4 separate regions of the Mus musculus genome follow, and regions 1, 2 and 3 are each linked to region 4. Evidence: chromatin loops called from intact Hi-C (ENCODE). Cell type or tissue: left cerebral cortex. All regions are shown on one strand. Region 1 overlaps Cyth3 (cytohesin 3). Region 2 holds the start of Cyth3 (cytohesin 3). Region 3 has its middle 32 kb from the start of Fam220a. Region 4 overlaps Cyth3 (cytohesin 3).

Evidence for each region. Peaks named below come from ENCODE experiments on the same cell type or tissue, not always from the same donor. Only the 100,000 strongest peaks of a DNase experiment are listed, where the experiment ranks them.
Region 1: a loop joins it to region 4, with 2.5 times the contacts of the local background. A loop is called at or near these places in 6 of 42 quality-filtered maps.
Region 2: a loop joins it to region 4, with 3 times the contacts of the local background. A loop is called at or near these places in 10 of 42 quality-filtered maps.
Region 3: a loop joins it to region 4, with 2.6 times the contacts of the local background. A loop is called at or near these places in 15 of 42 quality-filtered maps.

The regions. Positions count from the first base shown.
Region 1 is chr5:143,639,601-143,644,600 of GRCm38, forward strand. The region is part of intron 1 of Cyth3 (cytohesin 3); the gene reads left to right. Among named protein-coding and RNA genes, the nearest start is that of Cyth3, 20 kb to the left of the region's middle. In left cerebral cortex, no CTCF peak of the experiment used is centred here; a DNase peak (open chromatin) is centred at 2,875; H3K27ac peaks cover 640 bases.
Region 2 is chr5:143,621,849-143,626,848 of GRCm38, forward strand. It overlaps Cyth3 (cytohesin 3), which reads left to right and starts at 599. Exons shown (of 13, transcript NM_011182.4): 1 at 599-825. The coding sequence starts at 792. In left cerebral cortex, a CTCF peak has its summit at 2,246; DNase peaks (open chromatin) are centred at 572, 1,137 and 2,225; H3K4me3 peaks cover 2,961 bases; H3K27ac peaks cover 4,300 bases.
Region 3 is chr5:143,577,904-143,582,903 of GRCm38, forward strand. No RefSeq gene overlaps it. Among named protein-coding and RNA genes, the nearest start is that of Fam220a, 32 kb to the left of the region's middle. In left cerebral cortex, CTCF peaks have their summits at 2,099 and 4,160; DNase peaks (open chromatin) are centred at 2,130 and 4,168.
Region 4 is chr5:143,688,553-143,693,552 of GRCm38, forward strand. It overlaps Cyth3 (cytohesin 3), which reads left to right. Exons shown (of 13, transcript NM_011182.4): 5 at 3,996-4,114. Among named protein-coding and RNA genes, the nearest start is that of Usp42, 41 kb to the right of the region's middle. In left cerebral cortex, no CTCF peak of the experiment used is centred here; DNase peaks (open chromatin) are centred at 2,018 and 2,556; H3K27ac peaks cover 2,506 bases.

The sequences.
Region 1 (5,000 bases), 49 kb before region 4:
GCTTGCGTAGCATGACAGAATTCATATATTCCATCCCTAGTGCTATGGAAACTGGATGTGGGGGTACAGACCTATCATGCCAGTGTGGGGAGCGGTTGGGGTGGGATATGGAGGTGGAGGTAGGAAGGTTAGGAGTTTAAAGTCACCCTCAGTTATACAGAGAGGTCAAGACCAGCCTGGGTTATATGAGACACTTGTCTCAGTTTTTACAAACGTTGAACTATCAGCACTGTCCCAGTTTTAGAAAATTTTTATCATCTCACAAGTCTGTCCTTACCTCCAACAGTCTCTCCATCTGGCAACCACTTATCTACTCCATTTCATATTAGTGTGGTTGTAGACCACAGGGCCTTTGTGCTCCACTCCTTTCCCCTGGCAGATTCATTTATGCTGTGGCAGGTTGCAGTGTCCCAGGCTCATGCAAGTTATAGACGCAGCAGCCAGCACCGTGCGACTCCTGTGAGGAGCTGATTGGTTTGAGCTTTGCGAGTGGTGGGAGTCTGCTCGCCTTGTGTCCTCGGTGTGTGTTGTGCTTGAACTTGTGGCTGGTCTATTATCCTGAAGGCTTTTAGATTTGCTTGAATTTTTGTCACATTGACAAATGTTGAAGTGCAGGGCTAGAGAGATGGCTCAACTGTTGAAAGTACTTGTTGTACAAACATGAGTTAAATTAAATTAAAGCTGGATAGGCACCTGTAATTCCAAGCCTGGGGACTTGAGACAGGCAGAGAAAGTCCTTGTTGTTCAGCCAGTCTAGTGAAAAGGCAAGCTCTGGGTTCATCAGAGTTTGTACCAAAGAGTAAGGCAAGGGGCCGATGCATGGCTTGGTGGGCAAGCGTGCCTGGTGCCCAAGTCTGAGAAACTGAGGTCAGTTTCTGGAACTTATGGAAGAAAGCTGGCGCAGTGGCAAGCAAGCACCCTTAATCCCAGCACTGCCCTGTGAGATGGGAGGCAGAGTCAGGAGACTTGTGCACACGTTCTCTATCCAGCTGACCTGCAGAAACAAGTGAGGGCCTACCTCAGCAAGTGAGGAGGTGAGAACCAATTCCCGAAAGTTGTCCTCTGACTTCCACAGACAGGCCATGGGGTGCCCCTTCCCTACCCCAATAAAAAGAGTGAAGAGTGATGGGGAAGCCCAGTGCACATGAGAGTACACAAGAGAAGATGCAGTTGTGTTTTAGGTAGGCATCACTACACGTGGAGCAGGACTGTGGTCGTGTCCTCTCGGTGTGTATGGGCAGCAGTAGCATGTGAGGCAGAAGCAGGTTGTCTGGAAGGTGTTTACTCTGAAGGCCAGTGCATAGATACAAGAAGCTGAGCTAAATGAACAGAGCTGTGGGAGATCTATTTCTGAGGGACATTGGATGCCAGACCGTCAGCCCCTGTTCACTCTGAAGTTCTGACAGATAGCAAAGTTAAAAACAACTCCCAACAGGACAGGCTAGGAAAAGGGGATGGGGCAGGTAGTGAGATGGTTGCATTGTAAGTAAATTCTGGATAGCTATTGTATAGCATGGTGACTGCTTAGTACTGTATCATATACTTGAAATTCATCAGTTTTAGTTTTTATCACATTTGGTAACTGTTGGAGGTGGCCATTTTAATTGGCTTGAATGATAATCATCTCATGATATGTATGTATATCAAATAGCTCTTTGAAACAGAGTATCGTTTTATAGATTAGACCTAACTTGGACTCACATAGAGTCCACTGCCTCTACCTCCAGAGATTAAAGGTGCATGGCACTACACCCCTCTGATACATAGGACTTCATTGGCAGTTATGCTATAGTTTAAGTGGAGACAAATTCAAGGACAGACCCTTTTGTAGAGAGGGAGAGTTAAGCTGTTAGAAGGAACAAGACATTGGAAACCTACCAACACATCACACAGAATGAGGGTTATTTTTTGAGGGAGTTCTTTTGTAGCCAAGATGGGCTTTGAATTGATACTTCTGCCTCCCCCCAGAGTGTTGGGATGATGATCTGTGGCACCACCATGCAGTGTGAGAATGGGCGCAGTGTGGGAATGGGCGTTTAGAAGAAGCAGGAAAGGCTCTTGGCAGCCTCTTGCAGGGCTATGCTTGTGCAAGGGCAGCCAGTGTGGGAATTGTTTCACACACAAACTGGATTCAAAAGGCCATCTGGAAGCCATTGTGCCCCAATGTTCCCCAGACTCTTCCCTCCGTTTGCACCTTTTCCTCTTTAGTAAGGGCATAGTTGATAGATATTTATTCTTAGGCAAACATTTCTCTATGAAAGTTGAGTTCTCTGTCTAGAGGGGAATTGGGGCTCTCTGGACATATCCTGAGAACCCAAATAAAGTTGCTTATTTTTATTTTTGCCTTCTGAGGGCTTCTGAGCTTGTCAGACTTTATCTCACCTTTCACCATGATGGAAGGTAGTGTCTAGGCTTTGCTTATGAACCCCAAAGTTAATGTACTTTCTCAACTCAAAATGCAAACCTTAAGAGGGAATCTACTGAGGGAAGACACTTGCCTACAACACTGAAGGATGCCACATCGCTAATGGTATCTCACTTTTAAATGTGTACAGACAACAAGGATATCCAGATGGGTGGAAAAACCCATTAGCATGAGAGAGATTTAATTCAAAATATTTTTAGAAAGAATAGCTGACGCCAAAAGAAAGAGAATTGAAAAGATGGAAGAACACTTTAAAACATGATCATTGGCAACTTACATGGGGTGAGTGAATAGGTGCTGGAGTTCCCCTGACTTCAGTCTTCCTGCCTCCTGAATCAGCAGCTTCTGATAGAAGTGACTGAGAGGAAAGAGAGTGAAAAGCTGAATCATAATAGGTGGGATCGGGTGAAGAAATACCAGGGCCTGACTCATTTACTGTTTCCTAAGCATTCAGTGCTGCGAGAAACAATGTAAACTGTGATATGGGCTCTGCTAATTTGGGAAGTAGGAAAAAGCCTGGATGATGGATCCCAAGTGAGTTCAGACAGCCAGGGGTGGATTTGTTCCTGCACAGTAATTAACATCAGGAGCTGCTGGACTGGGAGGCCATTGGACACATGTGCACTCCATATGCTCAGACGTACTAAGGCTGCTGCCTCCACGCTGCAGTCTCTCCCCTGGAGCAATGGGCAGCAATCCAGCCACCTGGAGTGGAAACCAGGTCAGAGTTAGGTACAGACATCAGGATCCAGAATCAACAGGATGGGTTTATCCTAGGAGACTCTGACAAAATGTCTGAGGGGTGAAGCTGGACTACCCCAGGAGTGCTCCTGTGGTTGAGGTGTGCACAGCCCCTCCTGCTCACACATGCGAGGTAGAAAAGTAAAACAAAACAAACCCAGCCAAACTTGGCGGTGTTACAAGCAGGGCCAGCCACTCTGTTTGGGGGTGGGTGGGGAAGCTCGGGCTTGGAAGCCATTGTTCAATAATAATAGCAACAGCTTGCTGCCAAAATAAAATGAAGGGGGATACAGATTCTGAAATGTGATTATGAGAGAAAATGAACTATAAAAACTTGAAGAAAATTTTAGGTAAAATGTAATTTTGTTGATTTTAAAGGGGATCCCAGCACTCGGGAGGCAGAGGCAGGTGGATTTCTGAGTTCGAGGCCAGCCTGGTCTACAGAGTGAGTTCCAGGACAGCCAGGGCTACACAGAGAAACCTTGTCTCGAAAAACCGAAAAAAAAAAAAAAAAAAGTTAAAGGGGGTGGGGATAGGGAGAAGGCTCAGTAGTTGAGAGTGCTTACTGCTCTTGCAAGGTTCCTAGCACCCTCTTCCCATGACTCCAGGGGATCCACTACCCTCTTCTGGCCTCATAGCCACTGCATACGCATGACACGGGCATGCTTGTGTGCATATACATACACACACACACACACGACAGAGATGAAAAAGGCCATAGGCCAAGTTGAAAACTAGTTTATTGAGATGAGAGACAGAATTATGAAGTGAAATGAATAAGCCAAGAGAAAGAAAATACGATTACTAAATGCATTTGCAGAATTTTAAACTCTACTAGGATCTGTGAGGAAGAAAACTGGCCATGTGGCACATAAATTAGTGCTGTGATCTAAATAAGTATTGTTCCTGAGAAGATACCAAAACAAAATGGAAACAGTAATCAGAGGTACAATGGAGAAAGTCTTTGACTTGAAAGAAAAACACCAGATGCTTTTGTCTATTCAGTGGGCTTATTCTGCGTTAGCTGAAATAGTAGTAAGAAAGACATATCAGGATAAAGGACCCAAAACAGCCCAACTAAAGCAAGTGTGTGTGTGTGTGTGTGTGTGTGTGTGTGTGTGTAGGTTACCTAGGAAGGGGGAAGTCAGGATGCTTTTAGACTTTCCTACAATATTGTTGGATAGAGTAAGACTGAAAGTTTTTAGGAGAAAGATTGTATCCAAGAATCAATCACCCTCATTGCTAACTTGTAAAGACAACAGAAAGGAGTTCTCTGAATCTACAAAGAAGGGAGAGCTAGGAGTGTGGGAGCCAGCTCAGTCCACGAAAGCTGCTGTGTAGACACGAGGAGCTGAGTCTTATCCCCAGCACGGACGCGGAAAGCCAGGTGTGGAGCATCCATCAGTAGCCCAGCGCTGGGGAACAGAGAAGCCCTGGAACTCATTGGTCTACCGCCATCTGTCTCAGAAGTAAGACCAAGAGCGAAAAGAACGCACACTACATCGACCTCTGGATTCTTGCACACATGCACACGCAAAGGGTAGAGGTAGCATGTGGCCTCAGTGGGAGCTCACCTATCCTTGGACAGGCACCAGAGTGTCCTTTCTGTTCAAGGATGTGATGTCATTTAGGAGTTTTTCTGTAAAAAGAGACAATGTTTTCATAGTAGACCCTCAACTAAAAGACTTAATTGGTGTGCCTGAAACCAGCTTCCAGAGAGCCTGAAATGGGAGCATTCAGGGTCAGCCTGGCAACAGAGGAAGGGTCTGTCTTATTAATGGCAAAAAAGGTGAAAGAACTTAAATGAGAAAGCTGTGATATTGAAACCAAAACA
Region 2 (5,000 bases), 67 kb before region 4:
TACAAGCATGCCTGATGTGGGTGGAGGTAAGAGTGTGCCAGATAACCGTCATATGAGTGCAGGTGCCCTTGGAGGCCGGAAGTATTGGATCCTTTTTGTAGTCATAGTTACAAGGGTTCTGTGGGTGCTGAGAACCAAACTCTGATTCTCTTCAAGAGCAGCGAGTGCTCTTAACAACAGAACTACATCCCCACACAATTATTACTGTGTGTATGTCATGTGTGGACGCCCACGCATGCTGCGGTCACAGTAAAACTTTATAGTCAGTTCTTTCCTTCTGCCTTTAAGTGGGGGCCACTTGAGCCAATCATCAGCCTTCCTTTTCAGATAGTTTCTCACTCCCTACTCTATGCATTTGCGAGTCGCAGCCCTTAGCCATCAGGTTTTGTAGAGCAGGGCGTCCTCGTGCTCCTGATAGACCCGGCTTCCTCTCCAGGATGCTCTAGAGGGGCAGACAGGAGGTTCGAGGGAGAGTGCTGCGCTGCAGGATCCAAGTCTCCTAGCTAAGCAGCTACTGCAGCTACTGCAAGGCCGGGCGGAGTCTGGTGGGCGGGACCGCTCGGCGTCTAGGCTCCGCCCACACCGACAGGGGAGGCGTGGTTTTGTGTCACGTGATGGCGCCGGAGCAGTGAGGCTCCGCCCGGCCCTCCGTGGAGGCCCGGCCGCGACCCGGGCCGCGCTCGCTGAGGAGCTCTCCGGTTCTCCCCGCGACCACTTCTCTTAGTCCCGGCGTTCAGCCCAGTCGCTCCCGCCGGCTCCGGGCTCGCCGGCTGGCGGGGAGTGGCCTCAAAATGGACGAAGGCGGTGGCGGTGAGGGCGGCAGCGGTGAGTGATGGAGGTGTGGCCGGCTCTCTGGGCGGCCCTGAGGCCGAGGGTCGCGCTGTTGAGAGCCCAGGCTTGAGACGTGGGGCCGGGTGTCGGGTGGGGTGGCGGCGACCGTGGGGAGGTGCGCGGGGTAAGGCGGGGACTCGGGCTTCGCTGCCCTGGTGAGAGGACATGTCGGAGACCGCGGGGTCGTCGCCCAGCGCGGTCGCGGGTCGCGGGTTCGAGGCCGGGGTCTCCGCAGCACAGCTCCAGGTCGCCTTTCTGAGATGGGGCCACTCTGCGGGGCGACCTTCCCAGCGTCTCATTGCCAAGGGCGTCCACGCCCTCCCTAGCCCAGCTGTTTCGGACGGGCCCCTCTCCTTTTCAGCTCTCCTCAGGTGTCTGGAGCTTGGGAGCTCCTGGATGGGGAGGGGAAAGTTTTCAATTTGGAGGACTCGGAGGGCCCGGAGGGTGGGGTGGATCGGTCGGGGGAGAGGAGGAAGGTTGGAAGTCATGACCACGTCTCTGATTTTTAGATCAGAAGTACTCATTGGGAATGGCTTAAAGGACATGAGGGGCAGGCAGCTCCAGTCCAGGTCTGAGTATGCATTTTTTTATCAAATAGAAAAGAAAAAATGCTACAGAGAAGGGGTCGGGTGTAAAAATAAAAAGGGGGCCAAATAGCACAAATGATAGAATCATTGTCTAGCATGCCCAGGACGCTGAGTTTGATCCCCAACACCACCAAATGGAAAATATAATTAAGAAATTAAAGGGGTCAGGTGGGATTCCTTTAAAGCCGAGGGTGGGATGCGGGAGCCACAGCAGCGAGACTGTTAGACTCCTGGACAGGTGCCTGTGACAGACACCCTTCCAGAGGTGGGCTATCAGTTCTCCGTGTTGCTCAGGCTGTATGTATGTGCCTGACTTTGAGTTCCACCCTGCTGCAAATGAGCCGGTTGCAAATTACTCAACGGAGTACAGATTCCTGTTGTGTCATTTCATGAATTTGGTTTCCCAAAACATCAAGAGTCACCGTTTGTGGAGTGGGACTTTACTTGAAGTAAGCAAAGGGTTAATAATGTACCCGTCATTTTTTACCCAAACACCCCAAGTTGAAGCTGTCTGGACTTTGAGGAACGATCTTCCTTTTTTGCTGACAGAATGATCAGAATCCCATGTAATAAGGGAGTGTTTAGGGGGAAAAAGAAGTCTTAATTACAGGCTGCTGGAGCAGCTGCCTGTAAGAATCAGCAGTATTGAAGACTTCCTCGTGAAGTGGTTAATCAAGGTGCCTTCTAGAATTCCAGAGCTTCTCAGATTTTTTTTTTTCTTCCCTGTGAAAGAGACGAAGTGGCTGGGCTGTAGGAAGTTGGCACTCCTCGTGGCATTTGCCAAGTTCAGTTCTCATAGTAAAAGCCAGGGGTAGCACAGTGGCATCGAGTGGGTGTTTTGTTTATGAAAAGAAAGAACCCAGTTGCAAACCCTCCTACATACCGGCTGCCGGTCTGGAGGCACTGGGTCCCTGAGGATGCCTTGCCTTTCGCCTATAGCACAGTCTGACATTGTCGTTTAGAAAAAAAGACAGTGGCAATTTGACATTGGGATCTAGGAAGCTAGCTGAGCTGGCGATTGCTCTGCAGGTGCTACACAGTCTGTTGAGTCAACACGTGGCTGAGCTGAAGGTAAAAGCAGATACAGTGGGGAAAACTTAGAAACCAGTGTGTTTCAGCAGTTCATAGAATTTAGAAGTATAGTAAAGGTCAATATTAAAGTGTCAAAAAGGCTTAAAGCTATCTCTGGACTATCAATATCTCTGGGTATATCAATATACCAGAGGATGTTAAAATTAAAAAAGATGTTATATTCAATGATACTGTATTCCATGGTAAAAAGTTTAAAAATGAGAAACAGTAACGGCTGTCAGGTAAGATTACTTCAGGGAGACATTACAAGTAATGCGGACAGCTGGAGTTGACTCTTGGGGAGCCACATGGGAACTGACGCCCACAGTTGTCTTCTGACCTCCTTAGGCAAGCAGCAACAAGCTTGTGCACACACACAATCTTAAAAAGTAACCAAGAATAAGCAGTTATTTTGTACATTCTGGTCTAAACAGTGTAAAGACTGCTATCATTATGGATTTTTCTTGAATAATAACACATGCTTTCAAATTTGAAAAAAAAAACCCTCAGCTTATGAAAGATGTGGATATTCTAAACATACAGGGTGATTTAATTCACCTTCCTGGAACATTTGACAATGAAGAGATTTATTGATTTTTTTTTTTCTACTGAAATGCCAGACAGTGTGCTATATGATAGGAAACAGCTTTTTAATTTTTATTGATTTAGCTTATCAAAAAAAATCTTTCCTCCTCACATTATGGAAAGATACTTAGGGATGCTTTTGGCAGTCTTAGAGCTTCGAACCCAGTGAAAATCTCTCACAACTTAAACATGTGAGTTACTGTATACTTACTGTGTGAACTTGGTGGCCTCTGTGTGACCCTTTATCTGTGGAGATTTGAAGTTCACATAGAGTTCTTGTAGTTATCCCATTTCCATTTTCAAAACAGCTGCTTTGCTTAGAGAAAAGATTTTGTTTTGTTCTGTTTTGTTTTTGTTGGCCCTTTGATAAAACTGTTGCAGTTGCAGGCAGTTACAAAGCATAGCATTATTTGGCATATCATTAGAGTATAGGAGAGCCTTTAATCTACATCTGGGACCCCTGTTTCAGCTTTCTTAGAAGATTAAAAAAAAAAAAAAGCTAAATTTATTCAAATAGACCAAAAGTGATTGGAAAGATTTTCTTTATTGTTACTGTGTTGATCAGGCAAAAAGGACTTCAGAAATTGTAGTTTTTATAACTGAACTTTTTGTCCAGGCTTGAATTATTTGTTCTTTGCCGTGTGCGATAAGGAAAGGATGGCGCAGGAATGGCTGGAGGGCGGTTACCAGGAGGAACGAGTGGGGGTACAAGATTACAGGAACACATTGTTCCTTGTAGTGTGTGCAGAGTGTAGTTAAGGTGTTTTCCCTTCCAGAGTATCTAGCACAGTTCTTGAACTAGGCCTCTACTGGCTAGTTTGGCCTTGTACCGTTGCCAGATGCATGTTTCTGAATGTGCCGCTGGGACCGATGAGGTGATGGGTCTGACTTGTACCCGCTGCAGCTCCCGTCTGTGTGGGTGCAGGCGCAGTTTGTGCTCAGGCGCTCTGAAGTTCAGGGAACTCAATAACCAGGAAAGCAAAGCTGGGTTGAGAGCACCACTTTGACCTATCAGTCAAGTGCTAAGCCTGAAGTTCGAAAACACTGTTGGTAAGGCCTTTAGCCTTTGCCGGCGGCACTGCAAATTAGTCACAGCTCTCAGGAAGGGTTAATGTACCCTGCCTGGGTCCTGTTGGCTCAGATCTGTTTCTTGCTCTTGCCTTGGGGAGGGACCGTGACCTGCAGGTGTATTTCCCAGACATTCTGTGAGTGGTCTTGCCGGCTGGGTTTGGCCAGTGGGAGCTACTGGGGAGTTTGGAAGCTGAAGGAAGGAGAACCTAGGTTCTCGGGTAAGGTTCTTGCCCCAGGCCGCGTCTCTGCAGCTGCTCCTCCTTTATTCTTGCTCCTGCTCCTGCCACAGGGTCTCTGCTTCTAACTCCTGGCTTTCCTAAGCTCCGAGCTCTGGAAATGCCTTCTGTCTTCAAACTCCCAACAGAAGGGAGATCTGGTGGCTCCTCCTGGTCTCTGCGTTGTCTTACTGTTTCCTGTTTTTCTGTCACATGCGTAACCAATTCCCTAGGCCAATTTCCCTCTACTTCAGAGCCTTAAAGAGATGGCTGTTTACCCTGTTTAGACCCTGATATCTATGGGAAATGCAGGACACTATCTTTTAAAATCACACTGTAAGTCCTCAGACCCAACTGTGCAGTTCTAGGAATTTAATGTGGGAATACATTTGTGTTTGTGTGAGGCAATAAAAGCAAAAGATTATTCATTGCCTTGAATGTCTTATCAGCATAAGACTCGGGAGAATAAATTCTTAATATAGGGGATGGTGACTCCGAAGCTACAGAGTTGAGGAAAGAGGCAACTGAGTTGATACAGACACACCTCCATGATGTTTTGCTAAACTACAGAAGCAAAGTACGAAAATATAAATTGTGTGCTAGTTTCTGGGTTTTGTTTTTTTTTGTTTTTTAAGGAAGT
Region 3 (5,000 bases), 110 kb before region 4:
ATTTTCTCTTTGATGCTTCAAGTGATACATTGTAAATTCTGTTGTCTTTGGTCTTATTTATTTGTTGGGGTGTGGGAGGCACATGTGGAAATCACAGGACAATTGCTGGAGTCAGTTCCTTTCTACCATGTGGATCTGGGGCATCCGACTCAGGTCATGGGGCTTGGTGGAAAGCACTTTTACTGCCTGAGCCACCTTGCTGGACCTCATTACAAGTTCTAATATAAACAATGATCCTCTTACTTATGATGACAAATGGAGAAATATGCACTAATTGTTTTAGCTACTAAGTGGGAGTTTTACTGAGAAGATTTAGGGTGAAAAATGAAAGCTTGTTTGCTTCCGTGTGCTCACCTTGATTCCTGCACTCATAGAATGGCTCAGGCCCCCCGCCTAGGGGATGGTGACGCCTATACTGGACTAGGACTTCCCACATCAACTAACTTAAGACAGTCCTTCACAGACATGCTCACAGGTCAACCCAAGGTAGACAATCCCTCATGAAGACTCTCATCCCAGCTGGGTGGAGAAACTCAGAAGGCAGAGGCAAATGGGTCTCTGTGAGTTCCAGGACAGCCAGGGATACACAGTGAAACCTTGTCTTGAACAAAATCAAAACAAACAAACACTCATCCCAGGAGATTCTAGGTTGTATTAAGGTGACAAAGCTGACCATGGCAATACCCTATAGATCTGTAGGATCTATGTCTATGGGTGGGGCCTTCTATCTCTCAATGCTCAGTTCCTCACAGGAAATGACACCTGAAGGGTCTGTTGTATGATCCAAGGACCTCCCACAAGACCCAGTCTTAAAACATGTGCCACTTCCCACTGCCACTATTCTGGAGGCCAACTCTCCAATACATGCGCTTTTGGAGACTAATAACATCTAAATAACAGCTCGTGAGAATGTGTCACACAGACTCAAGACTGTCAGCTCCTATGTTTGTTACTGCAGGGATCCCCGGGGGCAAGATCACAAAGGAGACAGACATGTACACCCAGGGTCAGCCTCAGCTGATCTCTCAGCAGCATCTCCTTCAATGCTGTGTTCATGCTTTCCTTATTTGCCAAGTCCAGGCTGCACCAGGTACAGTGGCACATGTCTGTAAGACTAGGATCTCTCTAGACAGGAGGATTGCACATTTGAAGGCACTCTGGGCTACGTAAGGAAGCTTGTCTTACTTAGGGTTTCTGCTGCTGGGATAAAACACAAGGCCCAAAAACAACTTGGGGAGGGGAGGGTTTACTTCAGCCAATAGTTGTACATCACAGTCCACCATTAAAGGAAGTCATGGCAGGAACTCAAACAGGGCAGCAACCAGGAGGCAAGAGCTTATGCAGAGGCCCTGAAGGAGTGCTACTTACATGACTTTCTCAGCCTGTTTTCTTACAGAACCCAGGACCATCAGCCCAGGGATAGTGTCACCACATTGAGCAGGACCCTGCCATGTCAGTCATCAATCAAGAAAATGTACCACAGGCCAGTCTAGTGTGGACACTTTCTCAATTGAGGTTCCCTCTTCTAAAATGACTCTAGCTTGTGTCAAACAGACATAAAACTAGCTAGGACAGAGGGCCTTATACTGGGAATGTAGCTCAGTGGTAGAGCCCCTGCCTAAAATCCCCAAGTGAAGGGCTGGGGGCATGGCTCAGTGGTAGAGCTCCTGCCTAGAATCCCCCAGTGAGGGACTGGGGTTGTGGCTCAAGTCTCAGACAGCCTACCTAGCATATGCAAAGACCTGTGTTCCATTCACTATAACACACACACACCCCACTTGCACATGTCTGCACACTCCTGCCTGTGTGCACGCGCACGTGCACATACACAGATATTGTACTATCATCCTCCCAGAGTCAATGCAAAGATTAAGTGAGAAGACCGAGGCACATCCATGTACTAGACACAGGCTGATTTGGTCTCTTCCCCTTCTCTAATCTTGAGGGTCAGGATGACATCCTCAAGCTTGTAAGAATGTGGAGCCATCCAGGGAGGGGAGAACTTACCGTACTCACTCTTGTCCTTTCAGCGTGAATGGGGAACAAGAGATGAGTCATATCTGCGACCAACTCAAGCGAAACTGCATTCAGCATCTGGCCACAAGGGAAGTGCAGATTGCATGTACTAGACTGGCTATCACCCGAGAGTCATGGGAAGCTTGGGGGAGGATGTAGAGAAATTGGAGCCCTGGGATGCTGTTGGTGGGAATGTGGGGGCTGTTGCTGCATTGGGGAAACAGCTTGGTGATTCCTCAGAGAGTTACACACAAGACTCCGTGATCTGGAGTTACAGGACATTGTGAGCTGCCCAGTGTGTGTACTGGGAACCTAACCTGAGTCCTTTGACAGCAAGTGCTCTCAGCTGTAGAGCCATCTCATCAGCTCCATGATCTTGGAGCTTTCTGCCTCCAGAGTGGCGAGAAACAAATGGCTGTGCTTTGTCTGTATTCTTGTTTTCTGTGTTTGGATGCTTTGCCTGTAGTATGTCTGTGCACCCATGTGCGTGCTTGATACCCGTGGAGGCCAGAGGAGGGCATCAGATCACCTGGAACAGGAGTTAGGATGGTTGGGGGCTGCCGTGTAGGGGCTGGGACTGGAACCCAGTTCTTCTGTAAAAGTGGGCAGTGCTCTTCACTGCTGAGCCATCTCCCCAGCCCCAAATGCTACCTACTTTGGCCAGAGGATGTCGTTCAGTGACAGAGAGTTTGCCTAGCATATGTGAGACCTGGGGTTGGAGCTCCAAAACCTGAAAGGGAAGAAGTGTGTAAATGAATGACAGGGAGCTGGGATGAGTCAGTCTCAAGCACTTGCTGTGCAAACCTGGGGACCTAAATTTGGGCCCTAGAACCCGTGTGCGAAAGCCAGGTGTGTTGCACTAGAGAAGCAGACAGGAGGATCCCTGGGGCTAAGCGGCCAGCCAGCCTAGCCTTCTTGACCATAAACAATGTAGATAAAGCCATGGGAACAACACCTGAGGCTAAGCTCTGGCCTGCATAAGCAGGTGTGTGTGTGCAAGACACAGACACACACAGACACACACACACACACACACACACACACACACACACACACACACACTGAGAGAAGTGGGATTCAGGGTATGGATCAGTGGGTTGGTCAGCAGGGTAAGTCCCCTACCTGATACCTAGTAAGAATGGGGAATTCATATATGCTACAACTCCCATGAATTCTGGAAGCATGTAGAGAGGCTAGACATAAAGGTCACCGATTGCATAATTGTGCTCATATGAAATGTCAGGCAAAGTGGCTCTACACAGACGGCAAATAGGACAGTGGTTGCCAGGGACTGGGGCAAGGTTCAGAGGACTAAGGGGGAAAGATGAGTAAGATTCAGGGGATTTTTTGGGGAGGGGGGTGATGAAAAAGTTGAGGGTAGTGACAGTAATGCTGTTTGCTTAACTCAATGCACATGTGACAAGATATTGAGTTGTGGACTTTTTGTTACTGAGAAGGGATCTGTTGTAGCCCAGGGTGGCCTGACATTTGCTATGGTTGTAGCTGAAGCTTGACTTGAACTCTTGATCTCCCCACCTCTTTCTCCTAAGTGTTGAGTTCAGAGGCAGGTACCACTGCACCTAGATTATACTATACCCACTGAGCCACGCCCCAGCCCCTCACTGGGGGATTCTAGGCAGGGGCTCTACCACTGAGCCACACCACCAGCCCCTCACTGGGGGATTCTAGGCAGGCACTGTACTGCTGAGTCACACTCCCCAGCCTGTATTTCCTTTTGAGTGGTATGTTACAATTGAACATATTTATAAGGGGCAGGGTAACATTTTGCTTCATATATACAATATATCTGCATCAGCCTTGGTCTTTGTACTAGATCAAAGTAAGCTAAGAGCTGGTTAGCTTTTGGGTCTTGAGATTCCTCAACTCCAGAAGGGTCTTTTGGTCCCATCGTGCCTGGCCTATGCTTTGCTGTTCCTTAAGGGCTTATTTTTAGCTGCTTGCTGGGACCCATTTTGAGGTAAGCCACTGGCTACTTGCACAGCACTTTTATTTTTTTATTTTTTTGGACTGATCATTGCTATTCCACCAGAGTAGAAGCTCTAAGGCAGAAACATTTCCTTTTTAAGGCGGTGATTCTCTAGCAGTTCAAAGCCTAATCCAAAAGATTAGCAAAAATAGCCAGTTGCTAAATAGCGCCAACGTGGGAAATGCAGGCGATAGATTCGTTGCTCTGAGAGGAGCAGAAACAGAAAAGGAGGATCGCTGTGAGCCGCTCTGAGGAGTGAATTCCCTGCTAGAGCGGAATTTTCTATTTTTAAGCAGAAAGTTAACCTTCATCAATGATAAATGAAGCACACCTGAGCCCAAACTGTATGCCACTCCACACCCTTTCTCCTATTTGATTTAAGAGGTAGCTTTGCTCGGGGCAGTAGTGGCGCACACCTTTGGTCTCAGCACTTGTGAGGTAGAGGCAGGCAGATTTCTGAGTTTGAGTCCAGCCTGGTCTACACAGTGAATTCCAGGACAGCCAGGACGACACAGAGAAACCCTCTTTTGAAAAAAAAAAAAAAAAAGGAGGAGGGGAGAAGTAGCTTTGCTGGGTGTGGTGGTGCATGCCTGTAGCCTTAGTGCTAAGGAGTCTGAGGGAGGAGGTTCTTGGCTTAGAGATGTTCAAGCAACATAGTAAACTCAAGGTCAGCTTGTACTCTGAGACTCTGTATCACACAAAACCAAAAACAAGCAAAAAAAAAAAATGGGGGGGGGGCATGTTGTAGGCATAATTCTGTGGTAGAGCACCTGCCTAGAATCCCCCAGTGAGGGGCTGGGGGCGTGGCTCAGTGGTAGAGCCCCTGCCTAGAATCCCCCAATGAGGGGCTGGGGGCGTGGCTCAGTGGTAGAGCCCCTGCCTAGAATCCTCCAGTGACATGGTTCAATGACAATACTTGCCTAAAATGCCCCAATGAGTATTCTAGGATTTAACTAGCATGCACAAAGTACTGAGTTTCATCTCCAGAACTGAAAGA
Region 4 (5,000 bases):
CACACAAAAGACAAAAAGAAACCAACAAACCCCAAGTCTAAACAAGAAGAGAGTTCTATGAAAAAATGTATTTTAGAAGACCCAAATTCGCTCAGTATATTTTATAAGAAAGGAGAGGAATAAAAACTGCTGAGGTTTTCTAGGTATTGAGAGGCACATACAGGTTTAAATGTCAAGATTTTGGGCTGCCATGAAAAGCAGGGTGAAACTAAGGTTTATACATTTCCAGAAGAAGGTGTGATCATGGCGGGTTTGGTGTGGTCGTGGCGGGTTTGGTGTGATCATGGCGGGTTTGGTGTGATCATGGCGGGTTTGGTGTGGTCATGGCGGGTTTGGTGTGGTCATGGCGGGTTTGGTGTGATCATGGCGGGTTTGGTGTGGTCATGGCGGGTTTGGTGTGGTCATGGCGGGTTTGGTGTGATCATGGCGGGTTTGGTGTGGTCATGGCGGGTTTGGTGTGGTCATGGCGGGTTTGGTGTGGTCATGGCGGGTTTGGTGTGGTCATGGCGGGTTTGGTGTGGTCATGGCGGGTTTGGTGTGATCATGGCGGGTTTGGCGTGGTCATGGCGGGTTTGGCCTGGCTTCAGAGTTTCATGAACTCTTCCTTCCGAAAGACCCGCCCCCAAAAAAATCTCCCAGCTAAGGGATGAGAAGAGTAAGCTGTTGACTTGGCTAAATTACCTAGGTTAGAAGTAATACCAGCAGGGACGGAGAGGCGGTTTAGTGGTCCGAGGTGTGTGGGTTGGAGACTGGCACTCACGGGGTGACTCACATCCACTATGACTCCAGTTGCAGAGAACTTGAAGCCCTTTCTGGCCTTTGTGTGTTTGTGGTGCACAGACACACATGGAGGCAAAGCACATACACAGAAGGACTCACACACCAGCACCTCTCGGGTGAGATGCCCTTAGAGGAAGACTGAAGTGAAGAGAGAGGAAGAGGCACACAGATCACTCACTGCAAGGCCATCCTGGTTCACAAAGTGAGTTCCAGACCAACCAGGGCTTCACAGTAAAACCCTGTCTCAAAAACAAAACAAAACAAAACAAAAAAACAAAAACCTTTTTACTAATGAGACATTTGATTTTTTTTTTTAATGTCTAGTACTCTTTACCTTCTGTAACAAATTACCCCAAACTAGATAACTTAAGACACAGAAATATATCCTCATACAGGAGACAAGGAGTCCAAGCTGAAGGTCCAAGCAAAATACCTTTCAAACTTGAATAGAGAGTCTGTCCAGGCCTCTATCCTAGCTGTAGGTGATTGACAGCGGTGTGCCTTAGCTGTGAACATAGCCTCCAGCCTCTGTGCTTTCTCTCTCTTCTGTGCACATTCCCTTTTACTGTGTAGTCCAGGCTGGCCTAGAACTCAAGATCGTCCTGCCTTAGCCTCTGAAGTGCTGAGGGTGCAGGCATGTGACACTACGTAGTACCTGGCTTAACTGCTCTTTTATGGACATTGATGACTGGACTCAGCAGGCTTGCTCCCATGGCCTCTGCTTCCTTTCTGTATCTCTCTCTGATGGAGACTTTCTTACACCCACTTGCTTGGTATCTGGCTTTTGACTCCATTTGTGCTTAGTCTGCATCAGACATTTCATCACTGAGCAGAGTTTAAAGGAAAAAGATTAGATTGGGCCCATGGTTTTAGAGTCAGGCATGGTCATCGGGATGCTCTGGGCCTGAGGTGGGGCAGAAGATTGTGTGGTAGCAGGTGTGGCAGTGGCCCTTTGCTTGTGGAGGCAGCAAGCAGAGAAAAGCAGCAAGAAGGGGCCAGATAGACCCTTCAGAGACACACAAGAGTTAACATAGGACTGTCAGATTTAAACTGCACGTTGCATGGCCCACAAATTTTAAATGTAAGTCCTGAAGCCTCCTGACGAATTAAGAAACAAAACCCTCAGCCCAGAACAAACTGTACTTGCAGAACGTTGTAGGCCACCTTTCTGGGGCCACTGTTTCTCCGATCCATTCCCCCAGGTATCCCACACGATCACCAAAATTAGGTTTTCCTTTTTTAAGCCTTGCGCAAGCAGAATGAAAATACACCTGCCTGGGGATGGGGAGGCGGCTTCCGTGGCTGTGGAGTTTGCTGTGCACGTTTGAGGACCAGAGATTGAGCCTCCAAACCCACACAAAACCCGAGTAGGCATAGTGGACCCACACTTGAGAGGCAGAGACAGGAAAGCCCTGGTCAAGGTAGCTAAGTAGATAGACTAGGATTGGTAGCTCTGGGTTCAGTGGGAGACCCAGCCTCAACAATTAAAAATGGAGCACAAAGAAGACATGAGAGTAGCGTAGGGCCTCCATGCATGAGCCACATGTGCACATGCACATGCCTGCACCGCGCACACAGCGATCATAATGCATTTACACACGTGTGCTCTTGCGCTGTCTTTTGCTGTGTCCCAGGTCTATGAGCTCTTGTTCATTTTGTTCTCTCCACCCGGTTGCAGTCTTCCATCATCTATCTTTATCTTTTCTCTTACTGGCTGTCTGCTGCTGTATGAAGTTTTTGGGAATGCTAAATATGGCTGCCAGATGGACTGTGGGTGGATGAGGAAGCCACAGCAGGCCTGGGAGTTTCAGCTGGAAAAGCCTCCCTGAGTTTGTAGAAACGCCTCTTGGCACATGGATAGCAGACTCCCAAGTGCTCTCCCCAGCCTGGAATAAGGTAGCTTGGTATAAACCAGCTCTCAAGTTGTGTGAAAGGTGAAGGTTTGCTATTATGGGTCCTGGAAGTCCCGTGAGATGGTGTAGTGCAGCTGATTTAGGCTCGGGACGACCCATTCTCAAAACCGCCAGTGCACTTTGCAGGTTCTTCAAGCAGGCATGTGTTTGCTTGGTGTAAGCTCAGTGGCGGTGTGCCAGTTAACATGTCTTTGGCTTCAGGTAACAAACACACGCACACCCTCCAATTGGTTACACAATGGAATTTATTTTCTCATGTGGATGCTGTGGCAATAAGTGTCTTCCAAGTGACAGGCACAAGATGCTTATCCCAGTCTTTCTCTCTCTCACATGAGGGACGCCGTGGTGCTGTCATGGCATGGACTTCAAGGTGGAAAGAAAGAGGAAAGGCAGTAGAAGCGTGCATCCCTCCAGGCCTCCGTTTATGTCAGCTTGGCCAGGCCTATGTCTTAGGTCATTGAAAAGGGTTGGGTTGGGGCAGAATGGGAAGCCACACAAGCCTGGTAACCTGAGTTCAGCCTCAGGGTGTGACTCTGAAGGCTGTGCACTGTGGCACATACACGACACTCACACATGGGACACACAATCGCAGTGAACAAGGAGGTCATCAGGCAAAGGCCCCACCAAGCCTGAAGCTCTGAGTTCCATCCCCAGGACACCATGGTAAATGCACAGATCCAGTCCATGGCAAGTTGACCTCTGATCATGGCCAGTGTGTGGGCTCACACACATAAGTAAACATAAGTTTACTTATGTTTAATAACTTACAGTTATCTTGTAAAAGGTGGGGAAGGGCTGCTGGAGAGATGGCTCAGCTGCTCTTCCGGACGACTGAGGCCAATTACCAGCACCCACATGGTAGCTCAGACCTTCAGTAACTCCGGTCTCAGAGGATCTGACTCCTCCTTCTGGCCTCTGCAGTTGCCAGGCATGCATGTAGTACACAGACATCCATGCAGGCAAAGCAGTCACATACATAAGACAGAAATACAAGGTTTCCAGAGATTGGTGCTTAGGGGCAGGCATTGGGTTGCCCAGCTGACAGCATCTCTCACCACAGCGAAGTCTGTGCAGCAGGAGCGAGATGTTTCCCTTAGCTTTACAAGTGTGAAGATGATTTTTAACTGCTTGGGTAATACCTGACAAACAGAGTGGCTCCTTCTCGAGTGGATGAAACCAGACCGTGTGCCCTCCTAGGTCTCTGGCATTTTCACTGTGTCTAAACCTGTTGGGTTCTAACTGTGAAAATGGATCGTGAGTGGCCCTCCTGACCTGCATGTTCCATTCCACCTTGTTCCTCAGGGCATTCAGTTCCTAATTGAGAACGACCTGCTGCAGAGCTCCCCAGAGGATGTCGCCCAGTTTCTGTACAAAGGAGAGGGCCTGAACAAGACCGTCATCGGAGACTACCTGGGTGAGAGGTAAGCTGAGGAGGCCCTCAAGCCCCTGAGCTGCGAGCTGAAGGACAGAGGCACTGACCCCAGGTTGCTGGGGGCCGAGTGAGGACAGGGATGGGGACACCCGGGCATTTGGGATCATACGGCACCAAATGTTAAAGTGGACCAAAGCCCTACTTAGGAGGCGTAGGGGTGAACTTGATGATCTGGACAGATGTGCAGCAGAAGCACACAGAGCAGGAGTGGGTGACTGAGAGTCAGGCAGGTCTGTGTCCCATTGGAACCATTCTCTGTCACCAGTGTCATTCCTTCCTGGCCCTCAAAAGAATGTGTGCTGTCTGCAGGTAGGCCCACAAGTATCCCAGCCCTTTCATGGGTCTCTCCCCTGTCACTCGAGGTGACTTTCTCACCTCAGCTAAAGGTCTGTCTGCTGGTGGTTTTAGTTTGTTTGTCTTTGTTGGTTTTTGAGATCAGGACCTGCTGTGTATGTAGCCTAGCCTGGCTTCATGCTTAGATCTATCTCTTCCCTCTGCTCGAAGGGCTGGGATTACTGGGGATCACCAGTCCCTGAAGGGCCGTCTGCTGTGCTTAGCTGGGGCTAGGTGGGAAGACGGTGGCAGCAGGTGCCCACTCCCAATGTTGGGGGCATTTAAAGCCTAACATTGCCTAGTCAGGGCAGGTCTGCTTCTAGTTTATTACTAAAAATACTTGATCTAAAGTAGAACAACTCATGCAGGGAGGTCAGTTAATACCCAAAGAAGACATTGATGAGCCAAAAGCTACAAACAAGCATCTTATGCCTATAGAAATGAACTTTTAAAACAAATTAGCACATCAGACTTATCAGTAAGTGAAGATTATGTACCAAAGGCCTCACGAGTGCCTACACAGCCTCTAGTGACATGGCCGT